Linked DNA regions of Homo sapiens: regions 2, 3, 4 and 5 are each linked to region 1. Evidence: read pairs that join two places in POLR2A ChIA-PET (ENCODE). Cell type or tissue: Caco-2. All regions are shown on one strand. Region 1 holds the start of RAD23A (RAD23 nucleotide excision repair protein A). Region 2 overlaps ASF1B (anti-silencing function 1B histone chaperone). Region 3 overlaps MAST1 (microtubule associated serine/threonine kinase 1). Region 4 holds the start of RTBDN-AS1 (RTBDN antisense RNA 1). Region 5 overlaps NFIX (nuclear factor I X).

Region 1 (4,000 bases):
CTTTTCTTGCCTCTGTCCCCTTCTCTCATCTCTTAGCTCCCCTCCAACCTGGGGGGCAGTGGTGTGGAGAAGCCACAGGCCTGAGATTTCATCTGCTCTCCTTCCTGGAGCCCAGAGGAGGGCAGCAGAAGGGGGTGGTGTCTCCAACCCCCCAGCACTGAGGAAGAACGGGGCTCTTCTCATTTCACCCCTCCCTTTCTCCCCTGCCCCCAGGACTGGGCCACTTCTGGGTGGGGCAGTGGGTCCCAGATTGGCTCACACTGAGAATGTAAGAACTACAAACAAAATTTCTATTAAATTAAATTTTGTGTCTCCCTCCTGTGTCTCCTTCTGGGGAAAGACAGACTTAAGGAAACCCAGCAGTGGTCTTTTTGGGGGGGGGGGGGGTTTCCAGTATATCTCCTTTTTCAGCTATTGCTAGAGAGGTTGCTGAGTGTTCCACAAGATTCCAGGGACCCTTATTTACCCCATAACCCTCAAAACCAACGGGGGAATGGCTGTTGCTGCTGTAAATACTCCACATACTAACTTACTGAATCCTTGAACCTAACTGGTAAGTTTTGGTTCTGCTTATTTATTTATTTTTAAGATAGACTCTCGCTCTGTTGTCCAGGCTGGCGTACAGTGGCTCAATCTGGTTCACCCTGCCCCTTAAACTGGCCTTTTTCATGCTTCTATTCCTTTGGGGTCCTGTGGCTCAGCCCAACCCCTCTGGGATGCCTCCAGGACTGGTAGATCCAAGGGAGAATTCTGTATTTAATGTAGTGAGGCTTTGAAAGTTAACATCTTTAAATACTTCTGGGGTCAGATTAGGTATAGTACAACAAAGTACTCCTGCCCGGAGACCCAAGAATGAAAATTGTAGGTTCATTCCAAAACTCCAGATCCCTAAAGAATGAATGAGGCTACAAAATGGCACCTTGCCCCCGCTTCCAACTTAAGGTTTTTTTTCTGTGCTTGGTGGCCTTTCAGGTATTTCTAGTTTTGAGTAACTTTCACTTTGACTGCTCTACAAGGGTTCCTGCCAGGATACCCAGACCAGAATAAAACTCATTTGGGGGCCGGGTACGGTGGTTCACGCCTGTAATCCCAGCACTTTGGGAGGCCGAGGCGGGTGGATCACCTGAGGTCAGGAGTTTTGAGACCAGCCTGGCCAACACGGTGAAACCCAATACAAAAAATTATCCGGGCGTGGTGGGGGGTGCCTGTAATCCCAGTTACTCGGGAGGCTGAGGCAGGAGAATTGCATGAACCCGGAAGGCGGAAGCTGCAGTGAGCCGAGATCGCGCCACTGCACTCCAGCCTGGGTGACAGAGACTGTTTGAAAGAAAAAATTCTCATTTGGAAGAGGCAAAATGAGGTTTTTACAGAAGAAATACAAATGTCTGTAACCAGTACAGGTACATAAAAACTTTGTTAAAAATTCATTTGAGCGTGAGAGTGGGGACACCAGAGTCACTTTGCAGCCCCGTGACGTCACCGATAACGGGCATGGCGTCACTCAGGAGACCACGTGTGCGGGCCGAGCAAGAAGCCCCGCCCACAGCGCGGAGTTTAGTCTGCGCGTGCCTCGCTCGAGAACGCGCTCGTGCGCATGCCCACAAAGGCCAAGGAGGGAGTGCGCAGGTCACGTGCGCCGGTGGTCAGCGCGCGCATTGCCTGCCCCGGAAGTGGTCGGCGCGCGGCGCGGCGCGCCTGGGCGCTAAGATGGCGGCGGCGTGAGTTGCATGTTGTGTGAGGATCCCGGGGCCGCCGCGTCGCTCGGGCCCCGCCATGGCCGTCACCATCACGCTCAAAACGCTGCAGCAGCAGACCTTCAAGATCCGCATGGAGCCTGACGAGACGGTGCGGGCCGGGCCGGAGCCCGGGGGCGGGAGCGACGGGTTTCGGGGGTGGGGTGGGGGCGGGGAGGCTAGAATCCCAACGGGAGGGGCAGGGAGGACGGCGCGGGTCGGCCCTGCCCAGACCCCCGACCTGCCCGACTTTCCTGGACCCCCCGATGGTCTTTGGCCCAGCCCCCAGCCGATCGGGCGGCGCTCCTGCGCCGGTCTCCGGGCGAGGCCCCACCCCCGGGGCGCTGGCCAGGCCCCGGCTCCAATGTCAGCGCTCTCGCGGGGCGCGGGAGTCACAAGCTCGGATTCCTGGGCAGGCCAAGCTCTCCAAGACTGGGCTCCACGTTCCCAGCTTTGCAGGCGTCTCCTTGGGACACTGGTGGTCGAATCTAGGAGTAATGACCAGGAGATACTGAGTAGTGACGACAACAACGATGTTAATGATAATAAACGGGTCTCAGTCTTTATAATTTTGGTGGTCCGTGTTTGTTGGCCGTTTACTTTTTATCAGTCACCGAGTGTTGTAGTGTTGTTTTACCGCTCTGCAAAACGGGCTTGTCATTGGGGACCTCTGATCATTTTACAGATGTGGAAACCTAGGGATTGAGGAACTTTGCCACAGTCACACACAAGTAATGGCAGAGCTGGGATTCAAATTCGGTTCTGCCTCGTGTGAGCGTCCACGATATAAATATTATGCTGCCTTTTTAGTCAAAAGTAGAATTAGGACCTAATTCAAACATACTGAATGTCTATTGGGTACTTGGCGCTTTTTGCATAGTGAGGGAGACATTGAAGTCCACTTTTTGTAGAAAAGGAAACACACATTTTTTGATCCGCTCAAGTGTTTGGCTTTGGGCAAGTTAACCTGCCTACCTGTCTGTGCCTCCGTTTTCTCAAATATCAAATGAACCGGTCGCCTGCTGGCTTCCGCCTGTAATCCCAGCACTTAGGGAGGCAGAGGGAAGAGGAGCCCTTGAGCCTAGGAATTCGAGATCATCCTGGCAACACAGTGAGACCCCGTTCTCTACAAAAAAAAGAAACAAAAATCAATAAATAAAATGAGACCAATTAAACGTATTTCATAGGAAACTTAAAAGGTATGACACATATACATTTACAGTAGCACTATTGGCCAGGCACGGTGGCTCATGCCTCTAATCCTGATGATTTGGGAGGCAGAGGCAGGAGGATTGCTTGAGGCCAGGAGTTTGAGACCAGCCAGTCTAACATAGGGAGACTCTTATCTACAAAAAAAAATTATTTTTAATTAGTCTGGAGTGGTGGTGTGTACCTTTAGTCCTAGCTACTCCCAAGGCTGGACAAGAGTACCAGTTGAGCCCAGGAGTTTGAGGCTGCAGTCAGCGATGATCGTGCCACATCAATCCAGCATGGGCGGCAGCGAGATCCTGCCTCTTAAAATTAAAAAATATCACTATTAACTATTAGTCACTTATTGTCCAAGGTAGAGTGTAGAGTGGGGGACTGTCCCCTTTATTCTGTTAATTATACTTTATACTACCCGAAATTACATTTTCTTCACATTAGTGTTCTCTCATTGAGAGCAGGGACTTACTTGTGTTGAGTTTGTTCTGTGCTGTGGCCTCTGTGTCTAAAACAGCACCTGGCACATAATGGGTGTTTAGTATAAGTAAATACTGTGTTGAATGGCATGATGATTGAATGAATTCAAATCTAGCATGCTTTAGATGCTGAGAAAGCTTAAAAAACCCAGCGTGCTTGCCTTTCTGCCATCAGGGCTGGCAGTTTCTCTGTCCTAAACTAGAAGGGAAAAGAGAATCTTGGGGTCTCCAGTGACTGTCTGTACCACTCCCTCTAGGTGAAGGTGCTAAAGGAGAAGATAGAAGCTGAGAAGGGTCGTGATGCCTTCCCCGTGGCTGGACAGAAACTCATCTATGCCGGCAAGATCTTGAGTGACGATGTCCCTATCAGGGACTATCGCATCGATGAGAAGAACTTTGTGGTCGTCATGGTGACCAAGGTGGGTGACGTGTGCTGGCTGGGAGGGTGGGTGGACGAGCTGGGGAGCTGGCAAAGAGCCTGTGTGCCCAGGAGAGATTAGCTGTGAACAGGGCGGGGCCACAGCGGAGCGGGTTGTTGGGTCTGATAGGGTTGCTGATGCCAGCTCCCTTTTTCTTGCTGTTGCA
Region 2 (4,000 bases), 1.2 Mb after region 1:
TCTTGTGCACCACTGGGTGTTGAGCAACATCCCCCGCCTCTACCCACTGGATGCCAGTAGCCCCTCCTCTATCTTCCTGCTGGCTGTGGCAACCGCTGTCTCCTGACATTGGTGAATGTGCTCTTGCGGGGCCGAACTGCTCCTGATTGAGAAGCACTTAAGAGAGGGTCAGGGGAGGGGAGAAGCCAGGTCACCCCGACTCGGAAGGGCTAGCTGGGCTTAACTACAAGCCGATCTGCTGCTTCGACTTGAATAGCCTCCACCTTCTCCAGCTGCTGTCTGCCCCCATGTTCCCAGATCAACCACAGTTCCAGGGAGGGAGAGTCAGAGCCTTTCTGTGAACTATGGGGAAATGGCTGACCACTCCGCCTCTGGATGGATAGATACATGGTAAGGTTTAGTAAAATTTAATAAAAGCATTGCTGTTTGTGTGTTGGGATCACGATGTTAATTTCCTGTGGGTCAAGGGCAAAGTCTGAAAAATCACTCATTATAATCTATCTGCAGGACAGCTGGTTTAAGTTTTGACAAAGAAAAACCCCTCCTGGAACCTCAGTCTGGAATACAACTGTAGAACCAATTAAGACTGGAGTAGGAAGCTGGAAAGAAGACGTGGGACAGCCAACCCACTGGACAGGGCAAGAGGCCACTTCTGGGGGAGAGTGGACAAAGTTGCTTCAGTCCACCAGAGACAAAAGCACAAACAATCATTCTAAATGAAGTGCTTTTAATTTTCAGACCAAACATTTTTAATATAAAAACATTTTGATAATATACAAACAGCAATCACAACAGCATCCACATGGCAGCAAGGGGACCAGGGCACAGAGAGGGGGAGCGGGCTGGGGAGGGACAGTTTTCAGGGTCCCAGTTGCTTCCCTGGCTTGAAATCACCCTGGTCCTAGCAGAGGACAGGTTAAGGCTGCCAGAGGCAGAGGGTCCCTGACCCTGGCCCGGAGACAGACTGCCCAGGCAGGCCCTCTGATACCATCTTCCAACCATGGCAGCCTCCAGGAAAAGCCAGATCCATTTAGGAGATAACAGGAAGGTGGCTGTGATTGACAGGAAAGGCAACATGGTTCCTCAGCATCCTGCTGATCACACCTCTGGGAGGGGCTGCTGGATTGAAGAGGACCTAAGAATCTTCCTGGGAGCAGGACAGAAATGGGATCTAAGTCTACCTACTAACTAACATTCCCGCCTGTGACACCAGAAAGCTGGAGTGGGTCTGCTCAGATGTACAGGAAGAGAAAGGAATGACAAAGCCTTTGGCTCAGCAGGACTGGAGCCTTGACAGGCACTGACCAAGAAAGCCTCTAGGTGGGCCAGGGAGGTCTGTGGGAAAGCTTTGGATCAATGGTACTCAAGGGTGCACAGTGGCACAGTGGCCTTAGTTAGAATTTATGAAGACGAAAAGAACACAAGTCAGAATTTAGAACTGAAGTACCTGCTTCTTATAGGCCTGTAGAGGAAAAGCGAGATCATCCTTCTGGCCAGGACTAGGGGAGACCCAAGGCCTGTTCTTTCCTAGGGGCTGAGTTTGACAGACCTGGATTGCAGCTGATGGCCCCCAAAGTCCTCTAGATGGGCCCTGCAGGACTCGCTGGGAGGCCTGGTTGCCCCTCCCGGCGTGCTGGGACACTCTGGGTTCCTGCAGTTAGATGCAGTCCATGGAGTTCTCAGGGAGGAGGCCAGGGATGCAGCCAGGGAGCCCCAAGCCCTTGATAGGAGTGCAGTTGAGTGGGAGGCCGCAGCCCAGGGAGGGGTCCTGGGTCTCTATGGCCTCCAGCCTGTCCATGTTGTTGTCCCAGTTGATATGGAAGCGGGTCACCCGGGGGTTCGAGGCCAAGATGTTCCGCTGGAGCTGGGGCAGGAAGAGGAACGTCAACCCTTGTAGGTACGCCCTCTCCTTGGTCCCATAGAGCCAGGACACCCCCAATCACCCATCTCAAGCCCAGCAAGAGCAACCTACATATGGAACTCCAGAAAACACCTGTGGCCAGGACCTTATTTATTTATTTATTTATTTATTTTTTGAGACGGAGTTTTGCTTTTGTTGCCCAGGCTGGAGTGCAATGCTGTGATCTCGTCTCACTGCAACCTCTGCCTTCCGGGTTCAAGCGATTCTCTTGCCTCAGCCTCCTGTGTAGCTGGGACTACAGGTGCAAGGCACCATACCTGGCTCATTTTCGTATTTTTAGTAGAGACGGGCTTTCACCATGTTGGCCAGGCTGGTCTCAAACTCCTGACCTCAGGTGATCCTACAGCCTCGGCCTCCCAAAGTGCTGGGATTACAACGCGTGAGCCACTGTGCCTGGCCCAGGACTTTTTTTTTTTAAGGGACAGTCTCACTCTGTTGGTCAGGCTGGAATGCAGTGGCACGATCTGAGCTCACTGCAGCCTCAAACTCCTGGGCTCAAGCGATCCTCCCACCTCAGCCTCCAGAGTAGAGCACACCACCCATGTCTGGCTCATTTTTTTTTTTTTTTTTTTTTGCGGGGGTTAGGGACAGGGTCTCACTATGTTGCCCAGGCTGGCCTAATCTTAATTCTCTAAGACATGCCTTTGAGAGACAAAGGTCTTTTTCTCCTCTTCTAACACAGTACTGTAAGAACTGAATATTACTTGAAAACCTTAAGAAGTGACCTTGACTCTCAATTTGAATGGCTGAACTCCCCCCAAGTATAAAGAACGGCCTTGTGGGAAGCAGGAAGTGGAAACAGGCCCCACCTGGGAGAAATCTGGCTTCATGGGCGGGTTCTCACGCAGCTCAGGGTTGAGGTACTCGTTGTTGACGTAGTAGCCCACTCGGATGAACTCCTGTCCATGGTAGGTGCAGGTGATGAGGACCACAGTCACACCCACGGCATCAGTCTCTGGGATGAGGGATGGGTTGGGGGCGTCGGCCTAGGGGAGACACATCCTAGGCCTTAGCAGTGCCACAGCCATGCCTCGATGTCATTAGTACAAAGATTCCCAAGCATCATGTATTTACTGAGCAAAAAGTATGCTCTCTGCCCTCAGTTTTCTTTTTTTTACTTCTGCCTCTCGGGTTCAAACAATTCTGCCTCAGCATCCCAGGCAGCTGGGACTACAGGCACACACCACCACACCCGGCTAACTTTTTTTTTTTTTTGGTATTTTTTTTTAATGGAGTTTTGCTCTGTTGCCCAGGCTGAAGTGCAATGGTGCGATCTCGGCTCACTGCAACCTCCGCCTCACGGGTTCAAGCGATTCTCCTGCCTCAGCCTCCCGAGTAGCTGGGATTACAGGTGCCCACCACCATGCCCGGCTAATTTTTGTATTTTTAGTAGAGATGGGGTTTCGCCATGTTGGCCAGGCTGGTCTCGAACTCCTGACCTCAGGTGATCCACCCGTCTTGGACTCCTAAAGTGTTGGGATTACAGGTGTGAGCCACTGCGCCCAGCCTTTTTTTTGTATTTTTAGTACAGACGGGATTTCACCATGTTGGCCAGGCTGGTCTTAAACTCCTGACTTCAGGTGATCTGCCCACCTCGGCCTCCCAAAGTGTTGGGATTACAGGTGTGAGCCATTGCGCCTGGACTTTTTTTTTTTTTACACAGGGTCTGGCCTCCCTCTGTTACCCAGGCTGGAGTGCAATGGCGCCATCATGGCTCACTGCATCCTTGAACTCCTGGGCTCAAGCAATCCTCCTGCTTCAGCCTCCCAAATAGCTGGGACAACGGTGTGTGCCAACATGTCTAGCCAATTATTTTTTGTAGAGACAGGGTTTCTCCATGTTGCCCAGGCTGGTCTCAAACTCCTGGGCTCAAGCGATCCTCTCACCTCAGCCTCCCAAAGGGCTGGGATTACAGGTGTGAGTCACTGTGCCCAGCCAGGAGTTGTCAACTGATGGAAACACAGAATCAATCCCACAAATGACTACAAAACGTTGACTGTGGCAGGGAGAGGTGCGTGGTACTCTGGAGGAGTGTGGTGAGCCGGGGGACAGTGGCATGAAGCTGAACAGGTGAGGCAG
Region 3 (4,000 bases), 81 kb before region 1:
AAAAATTAAGAAAAGATAATCCATTTGGCTCTTGTGGAGAGAGCAGAATCAGGAGACTAGGAGGTAGATGACTGCTCTAGTCCAGGTTCATTGCAGAGGAGGAGGAGAGAAGGGGGCCAAATCAGTATCTCTATGGTGGGTCTGTGTGCACAATAGATGTGCTCAAATGCAGATTCCTGGGCCCCACCCTCAGAGAGTTTCTGAAACCAGCAAAATCTCGCAGAAAAGAGAACAGAAAAAAGAAAGAAATCATTAGCTTTCTTGGTCATTGGTGATTGAAAAACCAATATTACCTTCAGGAATGGCTGGATGTAGGTGCTCAAACCATTCCATCAGGAAACTCTCCATCTCTTGGCTCTGTACTCCCACATGTGGGCTTCCTTCTAGACAAGCCCTCATGTAGCAAGGTTGCCATCTAGCAGATCTCAGCTTACATTCTATGAGCTTAGCAATTCTTACAGGAAAAGAGTGAAAATTCCAAGGGCTAACTCACTGGAGCAACTTGGGTTACATACTGCCCCGGTTGCTGCACATGGAAGGAAATCTAGCCTTTGTAGGATAAAAAGGAAATAGATATTGAGAAACTGAAATACCAATGCCAATTACAGTAAATCTGGCAGAGGGGCAGAGGCAGTGGCCAACACTTTGGGAAGCTGAGGCAGGAGGATCCTTTGAACCCAAGAGTTGGAGACCAGCTTGGGCAACACAATGAAACTCGTTTCTACAAAAAACTTTTTTTTTTTTTTTTTTGAGACGGAGTCTTGCTCTGTCACCCAGGCTGGACTGCAGTGGTGCGATCTTGGATCTCTGCAACCTCTGCCTCCCAGGTTCAAGCCATTCTTCTGCCTTAGCCTCCCGAGTAGCTGGGATTACAGCCGTCTGCCAACAAGCCAGGCTAACTTTAGTATTCTTTTTTCAGAGATGGGGTTTCACCATGTTGACCAGGCTGGTCTCGAACTCCTGACCTCAAGTGATCCACCCGCCTTGGCTTCCCAAAGTGCTGGGATTTCAGGCGTGAGCTACCATGCCCAGCCTTGAACAATTTTTTAAAAATCAGCTGGGCATGGTGGCTCACATCTGTAGTCCCAGCTACTCAGGAGGCTGAAGCAGGAGGATTGCTTGAGCTGGGAGGTTGAGGATGCAGTGAGCTGTGATCTTGCCACCGCACTCTAGACTGGGCAATGGAGTAAGACCCTGTCTCAAAAAAAAAAAAAAAAAATCTAGTGAAGACCAAGAATCTGCATCTAAGGCTTCCAGCTCCAAGGTTCAGACACCAGGAGATAGAGGGCTGTGCTTCCAGATGCAGTTGATAAGTGGGTAGCCTTTGTTCCCCAACTAAACCTCACCTCTACCAACAACTGCCTGCATGACCCATCCTTTCTTTGAGTCTCCATCCCTTTGTGTATAAGATGAGCTGATGACACCAACTTTGGAGGATGGCTAAGAGGACAAGAAGAACCCAGTAGAGGACCTGGAGGGAGGGAGGCCCCTCTCAGAGCCTCAGTTTCCCTTATCTATAAAACGGGTACAACATAACATGAGAAGTTGGTGCTATGGTGCATGTCCAGAGAGAGGAATGCCTCCCTTTTTATGCGGGCCCATTTCCTGGCCTGCAGGCGGCGACTGTGCCACCCTGCTGAAGAATATTGGAGCGCTGCCCGTAGAGATGGCCCGCATGTACTTTGCTGAGACGGTGCTAGCCCTGGAGTATTTGCACAACTATGGCATCGTGCACCGCGACCTCAAGCCTGACAAGTGAGCTTTGATCTTTCCCATCACTCCCTCTGTCCCTCGGGAGGCCAGGAGGCAGAATGGACGGGCCTCATCCCTGAGATCCCCACCTGTGCCTACAGCCTCCTTATCACCTCCATGGGTCACATCAAGCTCACAGATTTCGGCCTCTCCAAGATGGGGCTCATGAGCCTCACCACCAACTTATATGAAGGCCACATCGAGAAGGACGCCCGAGAGTTCCTGGACAAACAGGTGTGTGTGCGGGCATGGGGGTCGCTGAGGGTGGAGTGACCCTGCAGGACCTCGGGAACCCAGGGCCTGGTGGGGGGCACAGCTCTCCCTTGAGGGCCCTCCTCTGGCTGGGGCGTGGGCTGACAGCCTGCCCCCAGGTGTGTGGGACCCCAGAGTACATCGCGCCCGAGGTCATCCTGCGTCAAGGCTACGGCAAGCCAGTGGACTGGTGGGCTATGGGGATCATCCTCTACGAGTTCCTGGTGGGCTGTGTGCCCTTCTTCGGAGACACACCAGAGGAGCTATTTGGACAGGTCATCAGTGGTACGTGGCTTGGCAGTGTACAGGGGCAGAGTGTGGTGTGCACGGAGAGATGGACAGGCTCAGGGTTCCAGGGATTTCAAAAGCGACCCCCCAGAGGATCGCTTGCACTCAGGAGGTCAAGGCTGCAGTGAGCCATGATCGTGCCACTGCACTCCAGCTGGGTGACACAGTGAGATCCTGTGTCCAAACAACAACAACAACAAAAACCGCCCCTAAGTTCCGTTTTGTTTTGCAGATGACATCCTGTGGCCCGAGGGGGATGAGGCCCTACCTACGGAGGCCCAACTCCTCATATCCAGCCTCCTGCAGACCAACCCTCTGGTCAGGCTTGGGGCAGGTAAGTCCGCCATGCAGAGGAGCTGAGGGCCCACTGATAGAGAGCAGGCCTCCAAAACCCCAGGCCCAGCCTGTGCTGTGGCCCCGGGGCGGAAGACATGGGGGGCGGGGCTGGGCTGCTGGGTTGGCCATCAGCTGTGGCTGGAATCCCTTCCGTCCCAGGCGGCGCTTTTGAGGTGAAGCAGCACAGTTTCTTTCGAGACCTGGACTGGACAGGGCTGCTGAGGCAGAAGGCCGAGTTCATCCCCCACCTAGAGTCGGAAGATGACACTAGCTACTTTGACAGTGAGCTGGGACACCAGGCACGACCTGGGTCGAGGGGTGGGATCCGGGAAGAGGGACCCTGGGGTAAGTAAAGCCTGGGATAGGGCCTGGCTAAGTACCAAGATGTGATGCCTAGGTGCGAAGGTGGTATTTTGGTGGGGGCGGGGCCAAGTGGGGCGGGGCTGACATACAGGCGGGGCTCAGGCTGAAATGTAGGTAAGAACCTGAGATTGGGCTAGGTGTGGGGCCTGGCCTGGGTGAGTTGTGAGTGTGGGCCTGGAACTGAACTAGAGAGAGGTACTAGCGCTCAGAATGGCCTGGGGTGATGCCAGGGTGCAGAGCACTGTAGGTGGAGCGTGGCCTCTTTGGAGGCGGGGCTAGACGGTGCCACTGAGAATGGGGCAAGGACCTTGCCTGGGAGCGGAGCCTAAATTAAATACACTAATGAGGCAGGGGCGTGGCCTGACCTGAAGACTTGTAAACCCGTCTTGAACCAGGACTGGGCTCCTGTGGGGATGTGATATGAGGAGGAACCCCGTACCCTCAGTCACAGCCCATACCCGCTCCCCAGCCCGCTCAGACAGGTATCACCACGTGAACTCCTATGACGAGGATGACACGACGGAGGAGGAGCCCGTGGAAATCCGCCAGTTCTCTTCCTGCTCTCCGCGCTTCAGCAAGGTGGGCCAAGTCTGGGTGTGGGACAGGGCGAGACCCCAGGAGGGATGGGGCTTGGAGAGACAGTGAGAAACAGGTTCCCTGGTGCCCAAGGTCTCAGGAGCGGGAAGTTATTGATGGGGCGGGAGTCTGGAAGGTGGTAAGGCCACGCAAGAGGCAGGTTCGGGAGTCTATGGGACGGGCCTTTGGCACTGAGTGGAATCTAACAGGAATCAGGACAGTTGTGCAGATTGAGGCCATGGTGGGGCGGGGCTAGGTGTGGGTGGGGCGGGGTCAGGACGTGGGAATGAGGCCAGCAGCGAAGGCGGAGTAAAGCCCAGCGAAGTCTTGCTTTTATTTATTTATTTTTATTTTTTCTAATAACGGGCAGAGAAGCCATAGGCCTTGCTTTGAGAAGCAACTTGTAGAGGCGTGCAGGGCCTAGCCTGGGCTA
Region 4 (4,000 bases), 120 kb before region 1:
ATAATATGGGGTCTTGGGCAGGAATGGTGACTTGTGTCTGTAATCCCAGCACTTTGGGAGGCCGAGGCAGGTGGATCACCTGAGGTTTCGCCAACATGGTGAAACCCCATCTCTACTAAAAATACAAAAATTATCCAGATGTGGTGGTGTGTGCCTGCAATCCCAGCTACTCTGGAGGCTGAGGCACGAGAAGCACTTGAACCCAGGAGGCTGAGGTTGCAGTAAGCCAAGATTGCACCACTACAATTCAGCCTGGGAGACAAAGCTAGACTCTGTCTCAAAAAAACAAACAAACAAACAAAAAAAACGCCAGGCGTGGTGGCTCACACATGTAATCTTAGTACTTTGGGAGGCCAAGGTGGGTGGATCCCCTGAAGTGAAGAGTTTGAGACCAGCCTGGCCAACATGGTGAAACCCTATCTCTACTAAAAATACAAAAAATTAGCTGGGCTTGGTGGCAGGTGCCTGTAATCCCAGCTACTAGGGAGGCTGAGGCAGGAGAATCACTGGAACCCGGGAGGAGGAGGTTGCAGTGAGCTGAGATCCTGCTATTGCACTCCAACCTGGGCAACAAGAACGAAACTCAGTCTCAAAATAAATAAATAAATAAAAAGCTGGGATCTGGCTTTTGCCCAGGCTGGAGTGTAGTGGCAGGATTATAGCTTACTGTAGCCTCAATGTTCTGGGATCGAGTGATCTTCTTACCTCAGCCTCTCAAGTAGTTGGGAGTACAGCACATACTACCAGGGCCAGCTTGGTATTCTGTGTCTGCATGTCTTATTATTATTATTTTTTTTGAGAGAGAGGCTCTCACTGTGTCACCCAGACTAGAGTACAGTGGTGTGATCGTGGCTCACTGCAGCCCTGAACTGAGCTCAAGCGATCCTCCTGCCTCAGCCTGCTGAGCAGGTAGGAATACAGGCACGGGTCACTACACTGGGCCAATTAAAAATATTCTTTTTCTTTTTCTTTTTTCTTCCTTTCTCTCTCTCTCTTTTTTTTTTTGTGGAGACAGGTTCTCACCGTATTGCGAAGCCTGGTCTTGAACTCCTGGGCTCAAGCAATCCAACCACCTCAGCCTCTCAAATTGCTGGGATTACAGGCATGAGCCTCTGCACCTGGCCTTGAAGTGTGTCTTGAGGCCTATACAAGTTAGGCAGCTTCTTGGCAGCCCTGGTGGCACACAGTGGGAAGGAACCCCTCCTGCCCTTGTCAGCCCCTGTTCTGACCCCCTCTCCATTTCCAACAACTGGGTATTCCCAGTTATGTTGACTGCTCTAGGGCACAGGCTATCTATCATTTACACTCTAGTATGAGTCAGTCACTACTTCTAGGGTCTGAGGATTAGACGTGAGACATCCGTTACTTTCTGGCAATTCTCCTTCCGACTTATTTCCCCAAGAAGCAGCCACACTCGTCACGTGCTCTAGCTGGCGACTTTATTCAAAGGGGAGAGGGAAAAGTGAGAGAGTTGGGTCATTTCTGGGATAACCTGGAGAGGGGTGGGTCTCTGGAGCTCCAGGGAGGAGGGACAGACATCTCAAAACTATTACAGAAGGCCGAGAGGACGAGGGGTGGGGTTCTGGGTGTCCTGAGGGGCGGGGCTGGGGGAAGGGTCGCTCCCCCAACTCAGGGCCACGCGTCCGCTAGGGGCCGCTGCCGCTTCCACTGCCACTCCCGCTGCCCGCAGCGTCCAGGATGGAGGTGCGAGGGCTGCGGGAACGCCGGGAGGGAGCTTCCCGGCCCCGTCGTCCTGGTCTGGGACGAGGTACCGCGGAGATGGAGATGTTGAAGCAGTGACGGGCTCCAGGAGCAGCCACCGGTAGGGCGTGGCCCAGAGCCGAGCGACAAAGGTCCGTCCCGTCTGCGAAGGTCTAGGAAAAAGTGGAGTTAAGGCCCTAGTGGGCGGAGTCCAGAGACGTGGGGGGCGTGGCCTCGGGAAGGGAAAAATGTGTAAATTCCTTAGGGATTGGGGTCAGAGCCGGAGCGTGCGGCCTGGGAGTCTATGTGCGGAACGTGAGTGGGGGCAGGTCCTTGGGGAGGGTGAATGTTCTTACTGGGCCCTAGCGGGATGAATCAGGGTTGGGGCAGTTGGGGGGCGCGCAGAGAGGTCTGTATCAAGGCTGGGGTTTTGTAGAGAGTGACTGGGCTTCTGGGTCCTCCAGGGTAAAATGTGGATGGACCCAGAGCAGGAATGGTTTCTTGGGAAGGGCAAATCTGGACTTCGAGAGCTTTTGGGGTCAAAGGGCACAACCCAGTAGGAGGTTGGGCTAGGGAAGGGTGGGAGCAGGGACCTGGGGAGTACCAATCCGGTCTCTGGGGTCTAGACACGGTAAGAAAGAACTTGGTGGGGGCCGGGGGCGGTGGCTCACACCTGTAATCCCAACACTTTGGGAGGCCGAGGTGGGCGGATCACCTGAGGTCAGGAGTTCGAAACCAGCCTGGCCAACATGGTGAAACGCTGACTCTACTAAAAATACAAAAATTAGCTGGGCATGGTGGCATGCGCCTGAAATCCCAGCTATTCGGGAGGTTGCGGCAGGAGAATCACTTGAACCCCGGAGGCGGAGGTTGCATCGAGCTGAGATCGCGCCACTGCACTCCAGCCTGGGTGACAAGAATGAAACTCCGTCTCAGAAATAAATAAATAAATAAATAAATAACTTGGTGGGGAGGATCTCAGTCTCTTCCCTTCACCTTCTGCCCCACGCTCACCTGTCCATAGGTAAGGCAGCTGGGCTCACAGCCCCTTTTTTCTGAGAGTGGGAGCCAAGTCGGGCCGCAGGTGATATCATCTTCGCAGTTGGCGAACCTGGAGATGGCGAGTGGAGAGGTGGGTAAAGCCTTTGTAGTTACATTCCAGCGCGATTCTGGCTCTTCTAGACTGTGTTCACTATATGCCCCCACCTCGGATCCAGGCCCCGCCTTTTAGAACCACTCCCCTGCTAACTAACCCCATCTCTCCAGATTTCACCCTGCCCCATATTCTATCAGATCTTTCCATACTCTGGGCCACGTCACAACTGGCCTTGTCCCTACAGACCTCAGACCATTAGTTACAGGCCAGTCCCTCATATTTTCCCACTCTTTCGTTTTCCTTTTATTTATTTTTGAGTCAGGGTCTTGCTCTGTGACTCAAGCTGGAGTGCAGTGGCGTAAGCATGGCTTATGGCAGCTTTGACCTCCCAAGCTGGAGCAATCCTTCCACCTCAGTGTCTCAAGTACCTGGGACTATAGGTGCGCACCATCATGTCCGATTAATTTTTTTTTTTTTTTTTTTTGAGATGGAGTCCTGCTCTGTTACCCAGGCTGGAGTGCAGTGGCCCAATCTCTGCTTCCTGCAACCTCTGCCTCCCAGGTTCAAACAATTCTCCTGCCTCAGCCTCCCGAGTAGCTGGGATTACAGGCGCCCACCACCACGCCTGGCTCATTTTTGTGTTTTTAGTAGAGACGGTGTTTCACCACGTTGGCCAAGCTTGTCTCAAACTCCTGACCTCAGGGGATCTGCCCACCTTGGCCTCCCAAAGTGCTGGGATTACAAGCATGAGCCACTACGTCCGGCCCATGTCTAATTAATTTTTAAATTTTTTGTTGAGACTGGGTCTTGCCATGTTCCCCAGGCTGATCTTGAACTCCTGGCCTCAACCAATCCTCCTGCCTTGACCTCTCAAACGACTGAGATTACAGGCACCCACCCTTTTACCTTATCTTTTCAATCAAGAGGACTCACTCCTTAAGAAATCTCAGGGCCTGGCTGGGCATGGTGGCTCACCCCTGTAATCCCAGCACTTCGAGAGGCCAAGGCAGGCGGACCACCTAGGTCAGGAGTTTGAGACCAGCTTGGCCAACACGGTGAAACACCGTCTCTACTAAAAATACAAAATTTAGCCGGGCGTGGTGGCGGAAGCATGTAATCTCAGCTACTAGGGATGCTGAGGCGGGAGAATCACTTGAACCCAGGAGGCTGAGGTTGCAGTGAGCTGAGATCGTGTCACTGCAC
Region 5 (4,000 bases), 97 kb after region 1:
GAAGCAGATCTTAAAGTTGATTCTGCTGCCGCTGCTGTACCTTTGCTTGCCTCGGATCTTAGAACTGTTTCCAGTAGTTTTTGAGTGAATTCCGAGCACTCCACTTTCTACCTTAAGACTCTCTAGATAGCTCCTTCCTCCTCTCTCACCTGGTCCTAAACCTCTTTCCTCTGGCCCCATGTGCCAGTTCTTGACTTTCTCTGAGACCGGTTTTCCCCTCTGAAGTCCTCCTTGTTCAGTGGAAAGGTAGCTAGAGGCCCACCAGGCACCCGGTCTTGGTAGTGTCACATGCCACAGCATGACAGTAACATGAGGACATTTCCCTCCTTGCTACCACTCTTTGGGCTGGAGTCCACTTGAGCATGAAAGTTCAGGAGGCCAAGCCTGCCTCTCACAAACTCTGGACACACAGGGGCTTAGTTTCACGATCAGCTGATTATGTTGTTCTATGATTTGGGGAGTGTGCCTGGTACGTACAGTCCCTCATCTGTCCACTGTTTTAAAAAGGTTATTTTTCTTATTATAAGACTACTGTACATTCATAATAAAAATACAAAATTAGCATGAAGTCAGGGGGTGGAAATTAAAATTATACAATTATGCCACTGAAATAACTGCTATTAACTTTTGTTGCATTTTCCCTTACTTATTCATGCACATATTTTATTTTTTACTGGAATTTATAGTATAGACACTTAGGGATGCTGCTTTTAAAATTTAATACTGCAGGGCGCAGTGGCTCATGCCTATAATCCCAGCACTTTGGGAGGCCGAGGCAGGCAGATCACGAGATCAGGAGTTCAAGACCAGCCTGACCAACACGGTGAAACCCCGTCTCTACTAAAAATACAAAATTAGCCAGGCATGGAGGCACATGCCTGTAATCTCAGCTGCTCAGGAGGCTGAGGCAGGAGAATCACTTGAACCCGGGAGGCAGAGGTTGCAGTCAGCCGAGATCGTGCCACTGCACTCCAGCCTGGGCAACAGAGCCAGACTCCGTCTCAAAAAAAAAAAAAAAAATCAGTACCATTGTGTATTCTACTATGTCGCTATTTTTCAAAATCTAATTTTTAGTGGTTTAGCATCTTTTCTTTTTCTTGTTTGTTTGTTTGTTTGTTAGTTTTTGAGATGGAGTCTCGCTCTGTCGCCCAGGCTGGAGTGCAGTGGCGCAATCTCAGGTCGCTGCAAGTTCCGCCTCCCAGATTCACGCCATTCTGCTGCCTCAGCCTCCCGAGTAGCTGGGACTACAGGCGCCTGCCACCACACCTGGCTAATTTTTTTTTTTTTTTGTATTTTTAGTAGAGACAGGGTTTCACCATGTTAGCCAGGATGGTCTTGATCTCCTGACCTCGTGATCCGCCTGCCTTGGCCTCCCAAAGTGCTGGGATTACAGGCATGAGCCACTGCGCCTGGCCTTAGCATCTTTTCTTGTTAGCTGCATTACCCCTAAATTGTCAACTTTTCTAATGACTTCTGTCCCCTATTCCCTTTTGAAAATGAGAAATTACCTCTTATTATAAGTGTAATAGGTGCTTACTGAAAAATAAAAACATGCTTTTACATGCTTTTTTTTTTTTTTTTTTTTGGAGACAGAGTCGCTGTCACCCAAGCTGGAGTGCAGTGGCACTATCTCAGCTCACTGCAACCTCTACCTCCAGGGTTCAAGCAATTCTCATGCCTCAGCTTCAGGAGAAGCTGGGTTTACAGGTGTGCGCCACCACACCTGGCTATTTTTTTGTGTGTTTTTAGTAGAGACGGGATTTCGCCATGTTGGCCAGCCTGGTCTTGAACTCCTGGCTGCAAGTGATCTTTCCGCCTCAGCCTTCCAAGTGCTGATATTACAGGAGTGAGCCACCATGCCTGGCCTGAAAAAGAAAAACATGCTTTTAAACAGCTTCATGAGATTTCATCATGCCAGAGCTGATGTAAACCCCACCCCCACCCCCACTGAGGCCTTTGAGTTGTGTTGCGTTCATCCCCATTGTAAATTCTGCTGGGATGGACATCCTATTACACCAAGCTTTGTAGCTGTATTTGTTACCTTCAGCTAATGCTTCCTAGCAGTTGAATTACTAGGCAAAAGGTATGGACTCTCTTGAAGGCTCTTCGTCCATCCTGTTAAATTGCCATCTGGAAACTTGACACCCTCAGGCAGCACGCAAGGATCCATCTCACTCTGTCCCTGTACCCTGATCCTATTCCCCAGAGCCTCAGAAAGATGTTGCCATCATTGTACATATCGTGTACATTGCACATACATGTCATGTCAGGATGCACTTTTACAAGTCAAGTCTCCCATCCCTGTCATAGGTGTATGTCCCGTTCCTGTATTTATTCTCTGCATCAGCTCACACATTCCTTGATGGACACATGGTGTTACCCAGTGTAAAAGCTAATCATGGACATCAGCCCACATTCTCACACCCTCCAATCCATGTTTTTATGAATCTGAGGTGCCCCCTTCCAGGCCTCTGCAGCCACTTCCTGTTAGCACTGCTAGAAGGGGAGGGACCCTTGGGGGTCACCGTGGCATGGCAGTTTCCTCTCAGCTTCTGGCCTTGGGACTGCAGAAGTGGCTCTTGAGACTGTCTGGTGGTGAGCAGGTGCTGGCCATGGTATCTTAATGGCAGCAGCCCCCAGGTCCACTTCTGAGGTGCAAGCCCATGCTGGCCGCCAGCACGTGCCAGAGAGCTCCTGAGGAAGCAGCTGCTGCTGACACCTGAGGCCAGCTGCGCAGTCTGCCACAAGGCCCCTGGGGCTGCCAAGGTCGCACATGTCCTCCCAGGACTTGAAGGGGGACCAGGGGAGGGTGAGCTGTTGCTGTGGACTGTGGACTTTGACATCACTCATAGACACCCCCTCTCTCACCCTTGCATCCCAGACAGTGTCCCCCAGGGCCATGCAGGCAGGGACACACAGCCCCCTTGTGCCCTGCCCCAAGTCCCTGTGTGTAAGTGAGCATGCTCTCATCAGACTTGGTCCCCACTGCCATGGCACTCTTATCTGTGTGCCTGAATATGCATGCTTATTCATCTCGAAAACTGGGCCGTAGGGCCAGGTGTGGTGGCTCATACCTGTAATTCTAGCACTTTGGGAGGCCGATGTGGGAGGATCATTTGAGCCCAGGAGTTCGAGCCTGGGCCACGTAGCAAGACCCCCATCTCTATAAAATAAAATTTAAAAAAAAAGAAAAAAGAGAAAATCGGGCCTTATATCATTTTCTACATCCTATTCGGCCCATGGAAGCGTAAGTGTCTTCAGCCTCTGTTGACCCTTGTCCCCCACCCTTTCTCTGTGATACTCCACCTTACCCAGAACCTGACTGTCCTCAGGCCCTGGGTAGTGGGAGCTGCCTCAAGACTCCTGAGGCCCCACAAGAGGCTTTTGAATTGCAGCAGTGGATGTGGGTAGTTGTGTAGGACAGAGGGAGGCGACAGCATCGTTTCTCCCCTTTCTTCCTTCAGCTGGGGCTGTGGCATGGCAGTGTGGGCCATCCAGTGTCTAGAGGGCTTGTGGCCACGCAGTCGTGGGTGGGATGCATATGTTCATGAGGTTTGCTCTGTTCTTTCCTCTGCAGGGTGTTCAGGATGTGCTAACCTGCGGGTGTCTGTGTGGGTGTCTGAGTGTCAGGAGGTGGGTGTCTGTGTACAAGTATGGGTTGGGGTGTGTGTGTATAAATGTCAGCTTAATTCACACCCCAACAACGTAAGAGGAAACTTCTCAGTCATGAGGTTCAAGTTCTTGTTACTCCTATGAGCTGTAGTAGGAGTGCAGTGAGTAGGGGGCACAGCAGGTATGTAACCCCTGGGCCCAACTCCAACCTGGCCCCTGTGGCTTGTAGCTTCTGAGTCAGAGGGCGTGCATGCTTGTGAGAAGTGTCAGGCCTTTCCCGTTCGCTCAGCAGCTGAGCAGTTCCTTTCTGGGGTTCTTTGTGAACCTGCCTCGCTATTAATCTACCTGTTAGTAAAAGAGATTACAATTGTCGTAATTACAGGGCGCT

Evidence for each region. ChIA-PET counts read pairs that join two places held together with the same protein. Peaks named below come from ENCODE experiments on the same cell type or tissue, not always from the same donor. Only the 100,000 strongest peaks of a DNase experiment are listed, where the experiment ranks them.
Region 2: POLR2A ChIA-PET joins it to region 1 with 5 read pairs; 1 of 35 experiments calls an interaction of 5 or more read pairs at or near these places.
Region 3: POLR2A ChIA-PET joins it to region 1 with 6 read pairs; 12 of 35 experiments call an interaction of 5 or more read pairs at or near these places.
Region 4: POLR2A ChIA-PET joins it to region 1 with 5 read pairs; 7 of 35 experiments call an interaction of 5 or more read pairs at or near these places.
Region 5: POLR2A ChIA-PET joins it to region 1 with 6 read pairs; 6 of 35 experiments call an interaction of 5 or more read pairs at or near these places.

What each region holds. Positions count from the first base shown.
Region 1 is chr19:12,944,176-12,948,175 of GRCh38, forward strand. CALR (calreticulin) reads left to right here. Exons shown (of 9, transcript NM_004343.4): 9 at 1-314. RAD23A (RAD23 nucleotide excision repair protein A) reads left to right here and starts at 1,687. Exons shown (of 9, transcript NM_005053.4): 1 at 1,687-1,845; 2 at 3,673-3,834. The coding sequence starts at 1,774. RefSeq lists enhancers at 1,465-2,157, 1,569-1,788, 3,104-4,000 and silencers at 1,849-1,928, 1,939-2,128, 2,149-2,208, 2,180-2,474. In Caco-2, no CTCF peak of the experiment used is centred here; DNase peaks (open chromatin) are centred at 1,566 and 2,086; H3K4me3 peaks cover 1,685 bases.
Region 2 is chr19:14,118,802-14,122,801 of GRCh38, forward strand. ASF1B (anti-silencing function 1B histone chaperone) reads right to left here. Exons shown (of 4, transcript NM_018154.3): 3 at 2,731-2,907; 4 at 711-1,864. The coding sequence ends at 1,658. LOC124904642 (a long non-coding RNA gene) reads left to right here. Exons shown (of 2, transcript XR_007067144.1): 1 at 1-390; 2 at 508-763. Among named protein-coding and RNA genes, the nearest start is that of PRKACA, 3.0 kb to the left of the region's middle. In Caco-2, no CTCF peak of the experiment used is centred here; a DNase peak (open chromatin) is centred at 5; H3K4me3 peaks cover 71 bases.
Region 3 is chr19:12,863,193-12,867,192 of GRCh38, forward strand. MAST1 (microtubule associated serine/threonine kinase 1) reads left to right here. Exons shown (of 26, transcript NM_014975.3): 13 at 1,617-1,755; 14 at 1,854-1,986; 15 at 2,124-2,289; 16 at 2,525-2,626; 17 at 2,788-2,910; 18 at 3,461-3,570. Among named protein-coding and RNA genes, the nearest start is that of MIR6794, 13 kb to the left of the region's middle. RefSeq lists enhancers at 1,585-2,373, 2,374-3,161 and a cis regulatory region at 3,959-4,000. In Caco-2, no CTCF peak of the experiment used is centred here; no DNase peak of the experiment used is centred here.
Region 4 is chr19:12,824,060-12,828,059 of GRCh38, forward strand. It overlaps RTBDN (retbindin), which reads right to left. Exons shown (of 6, transcript NM_001270441.2): 5 at 2,716-2,812; 6 at 1,423-1,874. The coding sequence ends at 1,647. It overlaps RTBDN-AS1 (RTBDN antisense RNA 1), which reads left to right and starts at 1,674. Exons shown (of 3, transcript NR_187779.1): 1 at 1,674-1,853; 2 at 2,726-2,833. RefSeq lists a cis regulatory region at 1,072-1,872 and an enhancer at 1,441-2,217. In Caco-2, a CTCF peak has its summit at 1,720; a DNase peak (open chromatin) is centred at 1,752.
Region 5 is chr19:13,040,791-13,044,790 of GRCh38, forward strand. The region is part of intron 2 of NFIX (nuclear factor I X); the gene reads left to right. Among named protein-coding and RNA genes, the nearest start is that of NFIX-AS1, 28 kb to the left of the region's middle. In Caco-2, no CTCF peak of the experiment used is centred here; no DNase peak of the experiment used is centred here; H3K27me3 peaks cover 101 bases.